Linked DNA regions of Homo sapiens: region 2 is linked to region 1. The links are chromatin loops, found by intact Hi-C in ENCODE. Cell type or tissue: natural killer cell. All regions are shown on one strand. Links, peaks and the distances in the headings refer to the core of each region. The heading gives the core; the rest is flanking DNA.

What was found. A loop is a pair of places that touch in the nucleus more often than their neighbours do. Peaks named below come from ENCODE experiments on the same cell type or tissue, not always from the same donor. Only the 100,000 strongest peaks of a DNase experiment are listed, where the experiment ranks them.
Region 2: it touches region 1 in a loop (8-fold over the local background); 1 of 110 quality-filtered maps calls a loop at or near these places.

What each region holds. Positions count from the first base shown.
Region 1 is chr2:46,438,015-46,442,407 of GRCh38, reverse strand. It overlaps LINC02583 (long intergenic non-protein coding RNA 2583), which reads right to left. Exons shown (of 4, transcript NR_103805.1): 2 at 2,182-2,281; 3 at 1,037-1,312; 4 at 575-849. Among named protein-coding and RNA genes, the nearest start is that of LINC02583, 11 kb to the right of the region's middle. In natural killer cell, for the core only: no CTCF peak of the experiment used is centred there; a DNase peak (open chromatin) is centred at 2,667; H3K27ac peaks cover 782 bases.
Region 2 is chr2:46,367,352-46,371,744 of GRCh38, reverse strand. It overlaps EPAS1 (endothelial PAS domain protein 1), which reads right to left. Exons shown (of 16, transcript NM_001430.5): 7 at 1,812-1,918. Among named protein-coding and RNA genes, the nearest start is that of LINC01820, 25 kb to the left of the region's middle. In natural killer cell, for the core only: no CTCF peak of the experiment used is centred there; a DNase peak (open chromatin) is centred at 1,764.

The DNA.
Region 1 (4,393 bases), core at 196-4,195:
TCAAATATTTGTTTAAATGATTACTTGCTATGCAAACAATTTTAAGAATTTAATGGAAATTTAGAATAGATGTCTATGGGGAGAAAGGGAAGAGGGTGACCTTCAAATAAGTTTCCCCTAATATGGTTTTAACTATTGGTCTTTAAAATTTTTTCCTTTTATGTATTTGTACACATGCACGCATATCTCATGGGGTCATGACCCTACAATATGCATAGTTGCCTTTCCATTTTCACCTTGGCATTTTTATATAGTGGCTTCATGGATTGATTGATTATCTACTTATTTATTTGAGACAGAGTCTTGCTCTGTCACCCAGGCTGGAGTGTAGTGGCGCAATCTCAGCTCACTGTAGCCTTGACCTCCTAAGCTCATGTGCTTCTCCTACCTCAGCCTCTCGAGTAGCTAGGACTACAGGTGCATGCCACCAGGCCTGGCTAATTTTTTTTTTTTTTTTGTAGAGATGGAGTCTCGCTGTGTTGCCAGGCTGGTCTCAAATGTCTGGGCTCAAGCAATCCTCCCACCTCGGCCTCCCAAAATGCTAGGATTAGAAATGTGAGCCACAACGTCTGGCTGGATTTTATTGTTTTAATTGCAAATTGACAATTTATAATTGTATAATTTTATGGGGAACAAGGTGATGTTACTATTTATGCATATAATGTGGAATAATTAAATCAAACTAGTCAACATATCCAGCACCTCAATACTTAATATATTTTGTGGTGAAAACATTAGAAGCTTCATGGATTTTTAAATGAGCCTTGTTCACAGTTGCATAATGTGTGAGCAGTTCGGAGTTGAATGAAATACTCCTCTTTGGAGAGCTAGGTTGTTTCTGTTCATTTCCTATTAGAAACAGTATTTTCATGTTAAATTTAATGATTTCTTGAAGAGAAATGTTTTGGGTGCAAATTAGGGAACAATTTAAGGAAGGAAAGCCAGGATTTAAGGGACTCAGAAAGTGGGCAGAGAAACTTGAAACCATCAAAACAGGGGCCACTGTCAGTTGTTCCCCACCTCCTGGATGTCTCACCTGAGGTCACGTGTGCTCCTGGAGGCTTTGAAGTTTGTTCTGCATCACTTTCACTGCCCTGTGTTAGGTCCACTCAGATGCTGTGTAAAGGTGACTGTGTTTTACTCTTCTCTGTATAGTAAGAAAAGGGTGGGCTCCTCTCTATATTACTCTGATCAGAAAAATCCAAAGTTGCACTTTTCACTTTGCAAAGGGGGTAATTGGCTTCACAGAACCTTTGAATAATGATCACGTTGCACCTGAAGTGTTTTATTCCTGATCACACTGGTGGGACTTCTGCTTGGGAGAGAAGACAGAAACCAGGGGGACTTTAAACCAAAGGTTTTGGTGTCCCTGCTCCCTTGAAGACCCATGGAAAAGCAGTAACATACAGTCATACATCACGGGATTCGGTTTACAACAACTTAGGCAAGTTGCAACAAACAAAACAGCTAGAAAGTAAAGTGACCAACATTTGCCAAGCTTCACAGTCCACTCTGAGGTGGAATCCTAGAATCTTAGCCTTGGAAAGGATACTTCGACCCCTTATCCTGCTGACTGTATACTTTCTGAGGTCTCTTGGCAGATGGGCATAGAGCCTGTTGAGCTAGAACCTTTCCTGAGACAGGGAGGTCACTGCCCCCAGGAGCTACATTGGTTGCTCTAATTGCGGGCAAGTTTTTCTAGTGGCAATGTTATCTGCCGTTCTGGAGCTTCCTCTGGTGGCTCTCCTTCTGCCTGTGGAGTAACACCAAACATACTGATTTTTCTCTATCCATCCTTCAGCTGCTTATGGCTGAGGCTGGGCTTCTCCCAAGCCTGTTCCTGTCCAGCCTGAACATCTTATTTTCTAACTTATTTTTCATTAGACAAAATTCTCAAACCCTTGCCATTCTGGCTAGTCTTCTCTGGACAAAGTCTGGTTTGTCAATGTCTGGCTTAAAGTGTGCTACTCATAATGATGTTTCTGGGGTTAGAACTTGATGAGAAATTCCACTTAAGCTTGGGAGAGTGAAAATAACTGGAAAAAAAAATAGACCTACTGATTCAACCCAACTTTATCCATTGCCTTCTGAATGATGGGGCCAGTTACTTCTCTGGGTTATTGGGGTGGGGTGGAAGGAGGATAATAGAGCTCCAGAAAAGAAGAGTTGGGCTTGACTTGCCTTTTCCCAGCACAGAAAATAGGGTCTCTTTTACTTGTAGTCCTAGAATATTCGGCAAGATTCTTAGCGATCACGTCTATCAACTTTCTGATGTCACAACCTGCCCAAGATCACAGAAAGATTTAATGACAGGTCCTAAGTCAGAGTCCAAATCTGTATGGTTGTTTCCATCAATTTCTGCTGCTCCCCTCTTCTGCCTGCTCTCAGTCTCTCCCTCTGCATTTCCCCTGAGACCCCTACTCCTAAGTCCCTTTTACTATTCTTACCTGAAAGCTTTCTTTTGAAAATACAAGCACCAAAGTCATAAGATACCTTGGCACCTTTTTTTTTTCCCCATGAGAATCTTTTACACTGTGGTTTGTGAAGGAAGCTGACTTTAACAATCTAGGTGATATGGTGGTTATCAAGAAAGAACACTGGCTGTTAAGATAATACGTGTCTAAATATGTCAGCAGGTGCAAGAGCTATCTTGTCCCACTGGGGCTACAGGAAATGTATTCACCAAAATGTGCAGGTCACAGATAGGTCAGAGAGATAGCACAGTACAGTACGGGGGTCAGACCAGCCACAGTGTGATTTCTACAGACCTGTGATCTAAGATTACTGGAACAGAAATGCCCATCCTTAGAAAATACCTTAGTGTTCATATGGGCACTCATAGAAAACGCATTTAAACAAAATTTCTGCAGCATCAAGGACTATCTTTAATTTTAGACTCTGGTCTACATACTGCTTGTAGACTATTTCTTAGATATTCTAATTTGTTCTTTTGTTTCTGTATGTTTTCATTCACCCACTCATTCCATAACTATTTTTGAGTGCCTCCTTTATGACAGTGACTCTCTTTCTTCCCTGCCTCCTCTTTCTGAATTCTACTCTGAATCCTTTAAGATTTGGCTGGAGTCTCACATCTTTTGGGATGCCTTTGTTGTTCATTCCAGCCCGCAGACTTCTTCCTCTGCTCTTTATACTTCCTGTACTCTTCATCTACTTTGGATATTTAATGCTCTCATGTGTAGACTTTGCCAACTGGCCTTAACCAATTGGATAAACAAACTGAACATCTCTTTAGCCATTTGCAGCCAACCAAGTTCATGTGCATTTTCTCATTTCATCCTCACAGCATTCAGGTTAGTATTATCATTCTCGTTGCAAAAGTAAGAAAGCTGAGAGCTCAGAGATAAAGAAACTTGCTTGTCACACAACTGAAGGTAATGATGCAAGACTCAAAACTCAGGTTGGTTCAACTGACTATAAATCTTCTGCTTTTTCTCTTTCACCACACTACACTTGTCTAAACTTCCTTTTACTCTCTATTGGGTTTTACATATTATTGTCACTCAACTACATTCTCATCGATTGAATTGCTCTGAAACTTTCTGCTTTAGTTTGAAGGCTATAGAAGGGCATATTCACTTGGAAACCATCAAGGAAATATGGAAATGTCAGATTGTATTATGGCCATTTTTGTTTCTAGTGTTATCTTAGTTGCTTGGGCTGAGCCTTCCAGAAGATAAGGAAGAAGATAAAATCAATACATTGCCATTACAAAGCAGCTTACTAGTACACAACTTCAGCTATCGTGTCATGTCCCTCGTATACCCAGAAGAGAAATCAATGTTTGGGGTGGCTGAGGAGTGGGGAGAGTGCAATCAAATTGGCCTAAGCACAACAGATAGATAGCTGACATCTAGCACAATTCTGTACATTCTACCCAGGTGCCTCAGCATCCACATCAACTCAGCTCAAGGTTGCTATTTAAGTTGGGAGTTTGGCTTTGTTTACTTGTTGGTTTGTTTTTCATTTTTTTTAATGTGGGCTCTGGCAGGTCTCTACTCGAGCATGAGCTTAAGGAATAATTAGTTCCACACACTCTGTCCTATACTTGGTGCCATATTGATCTATTTACATTCCATCTGTGAATAAAGTGGTTTCATGTCTTCCCTTCCTGTTTGTATACCCTTTATTTCCTTATCTTATTGCAGTAGCTAGGACTTCCAGTATGATGTTGAAAAACAGTGATGAGATTGAACATCCTTGCCTTATTCCTGATCTTAGGAGAAAACATCCAGTTTCTCACTATTAAATATGATATTAGCTGCAGGTTCTTTGCAGATGTTCTTAATGAAGTTGATGTTTCCCTCTATTTCTAATTTGCTGAGAGTTTTATCATAAATGGGTGTTGGATTTTGTCAACTGCTTTTTTTTTATC
Region 2 (4,393 bases), core at 204-4,203, 71 kb after region 1:
GGGTCGGCTGGGCCAGAGCCTGGGCCGCTAAGTCCCAGTGCCTGGATGATTCTGTCACCTGCCTTTGAAAACAGGAACCCCTCAGGGACCAGGAAGCATGAAGGAATCCCAAAGGGAAGGCTGGAACCAGATGTTACAATTTCAAAGCTTGGGCAGGCTAAGGTGGGGTCACATTCACAGGCATAAAAGAGTACCTCCACTCCTACCCCATCTCTGGGTTCCTGAGTGGGGCTGAATCTAGGTTGTTTGTGTGTGTGTGTCTGTGTGTGCGCGTGTGTGTTTTGCCAGAGAGCACAGTGAGAAACTTCTCTGAGATATCATAATGGGCCCTGTTGTACTGTCAAATCAAACCCAAAAGCCATGAGGAAGAGGCAGAGGAACCAATAAAAGAAAAGAAAGATCTCACTCCTTAAGAGTGGGTTAACCATGTTCACATACAGCTTGCGGGGTTGTGACTCTGCTGGCTGCACTGAACTTGGCTGTCTTAGCCTTGGGGTAGATGGGTGGATTTAGGAGCCATGGACAAATGGCTGCCCTTCCGTTTTCTCCATTGCCAGCAGGGCCACTGGGAATCTTCTCAGACTTACTTTACCCGTTTTTAATCCTCCCATAATCCTCTCAGCACCACTGTCTGCACCACTGTGGGCACTCGTTTTGAAGCATTCTTTTCCAAATACAGTCTTGCCCATCGGTTTATATAGTGCATTTAGTGCCTGTTCTGTACCAGACGCTATGCTAGATACTGAGGTTAAAGATATGAGCCCCTTGTTCCCAAGGAGCCCACGGTCCTCTTTTTTCCTCAGAAATAAGGTCACTTAGGGCAGGAATCAATTCTACCAATTTATATCACCCCCAGTGGGCCAAGTACAGGGTTATAGGCCCAGAGCCCTTGCACAGTGATGAGTCGCATGGATTCAAGGGAACGGTCCTGGATCACCTGCCTATAGGAAGCCTGAATTGGGAACATGGCCAAGGATACACTCTAGAACTTCTCTGTCCAATATGGTAGCTACAAGCCAAGTGTGGATATTTACATTTAAATTAATTAAAACTACATTGTATAAAGTTCAGTTCCTCGGTTTCTCTAGCCACATTTCAAGAACATTTCCACTGCAGAAAGTTCTATGTGGCAGCCCTCTTCCAGAGTCCTTACATAACTCAGGCTTCTTTCAAACTGCAAAGCAGAGTTTCCATACGCCATCCCTGGGTTGCCTGGACAGCCTTTTCTAAAGCTCCCTTGATCCAGCAAGCAAGCTCTCTGAGAACTGTGGCCTACCTCAACATATGTGTTAAGTTGGACCCGTAATACTTTCCCCTCTGTTCAGCCTAAGCCTCCCCGATCCTTCAAGGTCCAACTCAAGTGTCCTTTCCTCAACTCCCCCTGCCCTCCTCTTCTGTGAATGTATGTACTTGAATCTATAGCATGCACCCAAGTTGATGATATGTTGAATTATTTTACTCTCTACAGTGCTGTTCCACAAGGTGTGCAAACCACTGACTGCACACAGGCACTCCGTGGAGGTGGTATGGGGGACTGAGACTCAACCCACCCTCCACTGCCTCAGCTGTGCACCTTGGCACGGGTGCATCTCCCTGGAGGAAGTGTCCTTTTTCTAATTTGCACGAAGGAGTCTATAGGCTGGTGGCAGCCTTGGTTTTCTAACCATCTTGAGGGCATAAGTCTTGTCTGCCACACAAGACAGCAGCTCTGTGGAGGAAGTGACCTGGTCTTCTGTCTCACCAGTCACACCCCACTCAAGGCCACATACCACAGACACAAGGAAGCCACAAGGGGCACTCCTGGAACTCACAGTTCTGGTGACTCTTGGTCATGTTCTCGGAGTCTAGCGCATGGTAGAATTCATAGGCTGAGCGGCCAAGCAGCTCCTCAGGGTGGTAACCAATCAGTTCTGTGATTCTGAGTTTTTAAAAAGGCAGCATGTAAGGAAGAAAGACCATATTAACTTAGCACAGCATGTGGGCAGGAGCTAACCCCAGAAGGCAAATCAAACACACACATGCAGATGAACACAATCCAGACTTTCTTGTTGTACCATGTATCCAAGCAAAAGAACACTGTGCTCAATCTACAGTTGCAGGTTTAACCAAACCCCTGTTGTTCCTGCCCTTCCTGAAGCCATGTTTGGGAGGAGAGAAAAGCACCAGTTCTGAGGACTCCCTCTCCCCACCACCCCGGTACACACATATGTCTGTTCTCCAAGAACCACTGGAAGGGGCTCACCCCAAGTTTTTGCAGATGAGGGAGTAGACATCCAGGACGGGCAGACAATTTGCTCGATGCCTACACAGGTGTCCAGGGACAGAGCAAGAATGAAAACTGGGGCCTCCAGTTGCTACATCAAGCTCATTCTAGTAGAAGGCAGTATAAATGAAACATGAAAATTATGTGGCCCCAGGTAGAGCCACCTTTGTCTCTGTGTCAACCAGCACGTGAGAGGGAGTCCAGGCAGGCAGAACCCGTCTGTGCTTAAACCTTCACTTTTCTGCAGGTCCTGCCTGTGACCTCAGGTGCCCTCGGACACTTTCTACTTGTGCCTCACATTTCAAGGAAACGAGGGAGGCAAGGAGGTGCTGAGAGGAAGAAATATTAAATCATAGTCATAGAAATGTGCCTTATTATACTCTAATAGGCAGCTCAGATGACACCACTGGCTGTCATTTCAGTGTCCCTTTCTTCATTCTGTAAGGTATCTGGTTTTGATGGGAAGTGGGCAGAGGAAAGGGCAAATGTGGAGAACCATGAAGAATCACTTAACATTCTTAGGACCCTTTGTTTTGTGCTGTAATCACTAAAATAAACAAAGCCCTGCCTAAGAACCACCAGGTTGGCCGCTTTACCCAATATCATGTCCTATCCTAGGCTATATAATACCTCCATATTATCTCTCAAAATCTTGGTTCTCTCACAGACTTTAAATAATGGCTTCACTGTCTTGTTTACTTGGCCTATCACAAGTTAGAAGTGATGCCACAGTCTCATTATTACAACTCTACTTCAGAAGGCATGACTCCTGGATACAGTCCTATAATTTATCCTTGTAGGGGATCAATAACACGGAGAGGAAAGCAGAAGCAGAAAGCAGAAGCAGTGGCTCCTCATTTCCTGTCTCTGCTCTAAACCCACCCCCCAAACAGGTCAACTTGCATACATCTGTCAGACCAAATTGCCCTAAAATACTACTTGCAACCTGCCATACTCTTATTTAAGTATCTACAGCTTTCACTTTTGCCAACCACACCAACAGTAAATGCTGCGTAACTTCCAAGTCCCCCCAGAACCTACTCTCCATCTTTTGAGCAATTTGATTTTCAACTCATCTGTAAAATGTTATGTACCCTCTGTCATGGAAGACCCCTCTCCCCTCAGTTCCCTATGCCTGGAAAACTCATTCTTGCTGCAGAAGCTTTATGCCTTCTCTTCTCCCCTCTTCTCCAAGCCCTGACACCTCCAGGACCAGCTAAAGCCTCATCTTCTCCACAGAGCCCTCTCCAGTTCCTCCAGCACAACGTCTCTCGTGAAGTCCTAAGGAGTATGCACAATATTACAGAAAATTATGCATTTGTCTCCTCACATCCTAGGCTGTCAACCCCTGAACTCAGGGACCACTTTCTCCTTTTGCTTCCTCTATAACGGGTGCTTAGTAAAAACCTCAACAGCTGACCAGTAGATTGATTTTCTCTTTGAACCTACGGTACAAACAGACACCTGTTTATCCCAGCACTGCTAAGGAACCTGGGCACTAAGGATCTACTTTTTTTTTCTAGAATAATATGATTAACTGTCTCAATGTGTGTGCGCACACATGCACGCGCACACACACACACACAGAACCTGTCATGATAGTCTATCCATCCTTTCTTCATTCTGTAAGTCATCTGGTTTTGAAGTGGGCAGAGAAGAGGCAAGTTCTCTGCTTGGGTGAGAATTTGGGGGTTAAAGCCTTTGTCAAACAAGGAGCAGCTCAACAGGGCTGAGAGGCTTAGGTCTCAGCTGATTCAGCCCAGTGGAGATTTCTCCAGTGAGATCCTAGCAGCTCATTTGTGCCAGCCAGCCAGTCTCAGAGCAGAAGGATCTGTCCCGTCGCTTGGCCCTGAGCAGAGAGGTCTCTGAACTCATTAGCAATGGATACATTATCTGGCAACCTGACCCTGGGGCTGGCGCCCAAGTACACCTTGGCAAAGGTGGAGACTGGGGGGAACAAGGAGACAGAACAGTGCTGGTCCTACGATCAAATGGCTTCGCTGCTGGGTCGGATGACTTTCAAGCTTAGCCTGGGAACTAGAACTGCATGAGTAAGCCCTGCTAACAATGGTCTGGCCATCTGCAGGCTCACTGACTTGCCAGATAAACTGCTTCTGTTCCTGGGCAGGT